Linked DNA regions of Homo sapiens: region 1 is linked to region 2. Evidence: chromatin contacts called from ENCODE Hi-C or POLR2A ChIA-PET data. All regions are on one chromosome and are shown on one strand. The core of a region is the stretch at or near the end of the contact, and the rest is flanking DNA. Distances in the headings are between cores, read along the strand shown. Region 1 holds the start of MAP3K3 (mitogen-activated protein kinase kinase kinase 3). Region 2 holds the start of APPBP2 (amyloid beta precursor protein binding protein 2).

Evidence for each region. A loop is a pair of places that touch in the nucleus more often than their neighbours do. ChIA-PET counts read pairs that join two places held with the same protein, here RNA polymerase II (POLR2A). Pooled maps may share reads with other maps.
Region 1: a pooled map shows a loop between it and region 2 (6-fold over the local background). The contact joins the promoter of MAP3K3 here to the promoter of APPBP2 in region 2. A Hi-C loop is called at or near these places in 6 of 50 pooled maps. POLR2A ChIA-PET finds 5 or more read pairs at or near these places in 2 of 52 experiments (GM10248 and GM12878).

What each region holds. Positions count from the first base shown.
Region 1 is chr17:63,620,535-63,623,716 of GRCh38, reverse strand. It overlaps MAP3K3 (mitogen-activated protein kinase kinase kinase 3), which reads right to left and starts at 1,300. Exons shown (of 16, transcript NM_002401.5): 1 at 954-1,300. The coding sequence starts at 957. RefSeq lists silencers at 550-599, 840-899, 990-1,379, 1,990-2,059.
Region 2 is chr17:60,524,844-60,527,746 of GRCh38, reverse strand. It overlaps APPBP2 (amyloid beta precursor protein binding protein 2), which reads left to right and starts at 1,505. Exons shown (of 13, transcript NM_006380.5): 1 at 1,505-1,953. The coding sequence starts at 1,816. RefSeq lists a silencer at 1,676-1,815 and enhancers at 1,896-2,165, 1,886-2,594.

The sequences.
Region 1 (3,182 bases), core at 51-2,550, 3.1 Mb before region 2:
AGAAGTAAAGAACGTTTAAAATGTTATTTCTTAGTCTAGTCCAGTAGTCATTTGCTAAACTACCAAAAAGGATATGGAATATAATTCAACTCAAATGCTACGTGCGGAAGACATTAAAAGCTTTCCTTAGATTACATCTTCACAGTAGAAATTGTAAATACTGACAAAAAGGAAGTGATTTCAGAGAAATTCTTTTGTGTAGCAAATGTTTCTTTCAAAAGTTACATAATTTCAGGGATACCGCAAGAAAAAAATAATGGATTAAACCCCTGCAACGGGATTTTTCAAAAAGTAGGATGTGAATTCTAACTGGCAGCATCCGACCAACTCCTGACCCCCAGCAATCTGCGTGCAGCACGCATTTGTCAACCGCGCGCTTGATCACAGCTCCAGTTTAATCGCCTCCTAGCCGAGCCCCGCACGCCCTCCCCCCTGCGCTGGGGCGCGCACAGGGCTGGAGAGCAAGCCCCGGGAACTCTCACAGGCCGGCCTGTGTGAGCAAAGGGAAGGAAATGACACAGGCAGGAAAAAAAAGCAAATCAAGGAAAAGACACAACAGCAGCTGGGCCTGCGGCAGCCTCCAGCCCGGGCCCCACACTGCGCTCTTGCTCCCCCGCCCTCGGGCTCGCGGTCCGGCTCGTTCGGACCAGGCTGCCCCGCGGAGCACGGGCCCTCGGTCCCGCCGCCGCTTCCCCGGGATGCGCCCGCCGCGCCGCCCAGAAGGAGGGCTGCCGAGCGGGCTCTGCCGGCCGGGCCGCCCCGCGGAGCCAGAACCCCCGCCCGGGCCGCGGCGCGCGAGCGGGGCGGGCGGCCGGCCGGCCGGCGGTCCGCAGCCCCGGGCCGGGCGGGCTGTCCATGCCTGTCAGGCGGTGGCCCAGGGTCCTCCTCCCTCAGCCTGGGGCGGGGCGTCGCGAAGCAGCGCGGGCACAGGCCGGGGCGGTGGCGACACTTACCCATGGTGGCGATGGCGGCGGCGGTGGCTAAGGTCCGTGAGTGTCACCTCCGCAGCCGGGGCTGCATGCCGGGGGCCCGGGCGGCGGGGACGGCAGCGGGCCTGGCTCCGCGCGGGGGGCGCGGGCTGCGCTCTGGGCCCCCGCCGCCTCCCCAGGCTCCGGCTCCGGCTCCGCCCGCGGCCGGGCGCTGTGGCATCGGCAGGGTGGCCCGCTACATCCCGGGCGCTCCTGGGCTCGGCCCAGCCCGGCCTCGGCGGCGCCGCTCGGCCCGCCCGCCCGCCAGTCCCTCAGACCCGCAGTCTCTCCGTCCGGCCACCGTTCTCCACCTCAGGAACGCTCCGAAAAACAAACCGCTGGTCGCGCAGCTCGCCCCCCTGTCTGTCACTCACGCCGGCCCCCACCAATCCCAGGCAGCCGCTGGGCCGTCGCACCACCCCCACCCACCTCACCAGCCAATAACAAGAAGGAAGTCGGCAGCCCCCGCCGTCCCCCTCCAACTCTCTCCCAACACCCTAACTCTCAGCGGCCAGCTAATCATCAGCACCACACGATGAACCAATCCCGCCTACTCTCACAGGATGCCAATGGGCGAAGCCAAGGCGGTTTCCGAGGGCTGTCTAGCGCCTGCCAATCATCGGGACAGCGCCCGGCTCCCTGCGCTGTTAGCCAATCACGTAGAGGCCTCTAAGCCCCCGCCTCTGCGCATCCCTCTCTGGTGCTGTCTCCCTCTCTTGGGAGAGATTGGGAGGTGTTGGTTGTTCCAATCACAGCTCCGGCGTGAGGCTCCGCCCACATTCCCACCTCCCGTCAGTCACCGAAGGCTCGGCGGGCGCGCGGGCTGGCGCAGTTCCCCGCCGGCTACTTTAGGGCTGGGGTGAGGAGTAGGCGGCTGCAGGGGGCCCTCAGGCCTTCCGCCCTCCGGGTTCTCGGAGGCCCCAGCGATCTGGGTGGTTCCAGAGGGTGGCGTCCTGCTCCTCCCCGTGCCCAGCACAGGGCGTGTAACGAGTGGGGAGGGTCTGGCCTGAGCACTTCCCGGCGCGCGGCCACCTCTGCGGCCCCATCCCCCGACTGGTCCTCCGGTCCCGACGCTGCTCTTGCCCCGGGCAGGGGCGGCCGGCCCAGCCCAGCTTTCCCTGTCTCACACCTCCAGGGCCACACCCTCTGGTCTAGGTACCTCAGACACCCGAGGCTGGGATAGTGCTGGCATGTGGGTCCCTGGAAATCTGAGTTCCGCCAGAGGTTCTTTCAGAAAATAACTTTTTTCTTATAAAAGCAACACGAGCTTTTTGTAGGAAAATTGAAAAATGCAGAAAACTATGAAAAAGAAAAGATCCCACCCCAGAGATAATCTATTTCCTACCTAGATAGGCGTTTGACAAAAATGGCTTTGTATTGTTTTGTAGTATGCTTACATTTTATTCTGTTTTCCCGTGCCACCAAATATCCTTCCAAAACAATTGTACTGATTGCATGATGTTTCAAAATTAAAGGCACCATAATTAATTTCCCCAACCTTTTCATTGTTCAACATTTTATACACTCAGATCTTCAGATTCCAAGTCCACCACAATTAATGTGGGCTCCTTTCTCCGGCCTCTGTTCCAGTGTAATATGTCAGGCTCCAGAATAATCTTCCTCAGATGTCATTGTCCACTGTCCACTAAGAACATTTAGTGGTGGCTTTGCCTTGAGTGTCAAATCCCTTAAGAATTACCTTGGGCTCTCCCCTATTTCTTTTCTTTTTCTTTTTTATTTTTCGAGATGGAGTCTCACACTGTCGTCCAGGCTGGAGTGCAGTGGCGCGATCTCGGCTCACTGCAACCTCCGTCTCCCGTGTTCAAGCAATTCTCCTGCTTCAGCCTCTCAAGTAGCTGGGATTAACAGGCGTGCGCCACCACGCCCGGCTAATTTTTGAATTTTTAGTAGAGACGGGGTTTCGCCATGTTGTCCAGGCTGGTCTCGAACTCCAGACCTCAGGTGATCCGCCAGCCTCGGCCTCCCAAAGTGCTGGGATTACAGGCGTGAGCCACTGCAAGCAGCCTCCCTTATTTCTTTACACTCATCTCCGTATATTTAATCAGCCCCCTTGTCCTGTTTTCTTTTTCTTCCAACAAGCTTAAGCCTGCCATATTCCCACTTGATTTGGTCTCTACCCAGTTTACTGGAGTTCCTTAACTATAATAATCTCTATTCTTGAAAGCGGGGATAAAGGGGAAAGAAAATTAGTAT
Region 2 (2,903 bases), core at 256-2,755:
AACTGATACACTTGAGTGGCTCCGAAGGCATGAGCAAAACTATTGCACAGAACATACTTACATTTCAAAACCATTTGTTGTTTATCTGACATTAAGATGTGACTGGGCACTTGTAATTTTTTTTTTCTTTTTTTTGAGACGGAGTCTCGCTCTGTTGCCCAGGCTGGAGTGCAGTGGCGCGATCCTGGCTCACTGCAAGCTCCGCCTCCCGGGTTCACGCCATTCTCCTGCCTCAGCCTCCCGAGTAGCTGGGACTACAGGCGCCCGCCACCACGGGCTAATTTTTTGTATTTTTAGTAAAGACGGGGTTTCACCGTGTTAGCCAGGATGGTCTCGATCTCCTGACCTCGTGATCCACCCGCCTCGGCCTCCCAAGTGCTGAGATTACAGGTGTGAGCCACCGCGCCCAGCCTTGTAGTTTTTTACTTGCTAAACTGGCAATCTGATCTTGAGGCCATCCACAGCTTTCCTAGGTTCACAGTATAGAGTAAGAATTTATATAGACTGAAGAAGATTAAGAGTGTTTATTTTTTGTGGAATTATTTAACCACTTAACACTGAAGTACCAGGTGAAGGGTAAATTGAAATAACTCTTTCCACTTCTTTTAGCTCTAAATATCAATCAGGACATTATTATTATGGCTGTTTTCTGGACTTACATCGTTATAGAGTGACTATGAGTTTGATAGTGTCACCAACAATTATGGCCAATAATTTCCATGGTAAATTCCTAGAACAGAAAGATGTTGCATCAAATTCTTGAAATCGCAGACTTAGGAAATTAAGTTACATAAACAGCAGATGTTCAGGCTGAGGAAGGAAAGAAGCTGAAACAAGTACTCCCAATTATTCAACAATCCCTTGAAGCCGCCACTGTAACTCTGGGAATTGAAATACCATTAAGTCCTATCACGGCCACCACTTAGCCTTTTTTCTCTTACTATTATTTGTAATTCCATAATCAAGCTAGTTTTCCTACGAAGTTCTGGGGCAGGAGTTTTCTTTTTTCGGAAATTTCATTTGGATAAAGAAACATGGTCAAAAAGTTACAACGGTGCAAATGGTTATACAAAGAAAAACAAGTCTCTCTTCTATCGTTACCCCTAGTTCCTGGACCGCGGGTTCTTAACTTGGGTTAGGAACTGCAGTCTAAGGGTTTCTAGAGTAATGTGAATTTTCTCAATGCATAATTTTCAATGTACAGATAATTTTGCTCGTTTGTGGGGAGAGGATCCAAACTTTTACCTGAGCCTCAAAAGGGTCCGTGATGCAGAGAACCTGCTGAAGTAACCGATGGCCCCGAGTGACTCGGAACAGGGGGCGCAGATATCCTGTAATAATTTGTCCCCGTGTGAAAAGTCTACCCCTATCCACTCCACTCCACTCCACTCCGGGGCCGCTTGGAAGGGACGCTCTCCGTGGGAGGCATCCAGCTCTTCCTAAGTTTTCCGCCTGCCGCATTCCTCCCCTCCGGCGCGCCGGCGTGCGCTTACGTCATGACGCCGCACACGCAGCCCCGCCCCTGCAGAGATCAGCGCTGGGACGGAACCCGGGTTCCTCTCGAACCGGGATTGTGACGCTTTTGGCCTGGCTGGCCGCTGTTTTCTGTCCCACTTTTTACTCGGGCCTGCGTCCGCTGCCGCCGTCCCTCAGTTTGCCCCCGGAGGAGGCAGGGCGGCCGTGCCTTCTGCCGTGCGCCCGCGTGGCTGCCACCGCCCCTCCGAATCCTCCGGGGCCGCAGAGGGGTTCGCTACGGAGGGAGGTGGGGGCCTTCGGGAGGAGGAGGCGGAGGAGGCGGAGGAGGAGGGAAGGAAGATGGCGGCCGTGGAACTAGAGTGGATCCCAGAGACTCTCTATAACACCGCCATCTCCGCTGTCGTGGACAACTACATCCGCTCCCGCCGAGACATCCGCTCCTTGCCCGAGAACATCCAGTTTGATGTTTACTACAAGGTATGCGCCGTGGGCCTCCTCTCTGCTCTCCTCCAGCAACCCCGGGGGCCGCACCCCCTTCCACGTCTGCGAACCCCCGCAGTTAACCCCTCACCCCTTCCGGCAGACTTGCCTCCCGAAACGTCTGGTGCGGTGTCTGCATTGCCAGTGGAGAAGCACCCCATCTCCCTATGCCCTGTCTCTTAAGCTTTGGGGCCTTGAAGTAATCTTGGGGAGTCTTGCTCCCTGTTGGTGTTCCCTTCTACACAGTGGCCCTCTTGGGTAGGCCTTTTGCGTGGACTTACTCTATCGCGCCCCTGTCCCACCTAGTCCTTTCCTTCTAGCCCGTATCTTCAGGATATTTTCCATCCTCTCCTTCCAATTAAGTGTCAGCATCAGCTGGACTTTTTTCCGTGCTCCTCCCCCCACCCATTCCTACTTTCTCATCTCGCCGCCTTCCTTCCCCGAGTGTTTTGGTGTTTTTGCTTCGTGTTCCTTCGTTTCTCCTTTCTTTTCCCAATTGGGAAGGAGTTAGGGATTATTGGAAATAATCTGTGTGTTTTATTTGCATATTCTTTAAAGCTTTGATTTTTTTGTGGGAGAGGAGGGGCTCTATACTTGAATTAGGGATTTTGTGAAAATGGGAGTGCTGATCAACTGTTTGAAGAGGACAGGGAGAGATCTTTACTGAAAGAAAAAAACACTTTAGATTATGTTCCTGTGTTTGAAAGTTGCAATCTTGCAGCATTCTTAAATCACTCCCCCTCAAAAATCTGAACAGCAAGTCTCCCAAGCCACTCTCCAAGGAGTTTCAAGGGTAAGTGTCCTTAGATGTGGACTATTTTTGCAGTGTTTTCAGAGTGTGGAGAACTTTATGGACTCAGAGCCTGCCCTTTTCTCTCCCCCACATTTGAATGTGAACACTGGATTTATTATTCAGTCTTCCTTGTCTTGAATCCGCGTCGATAACT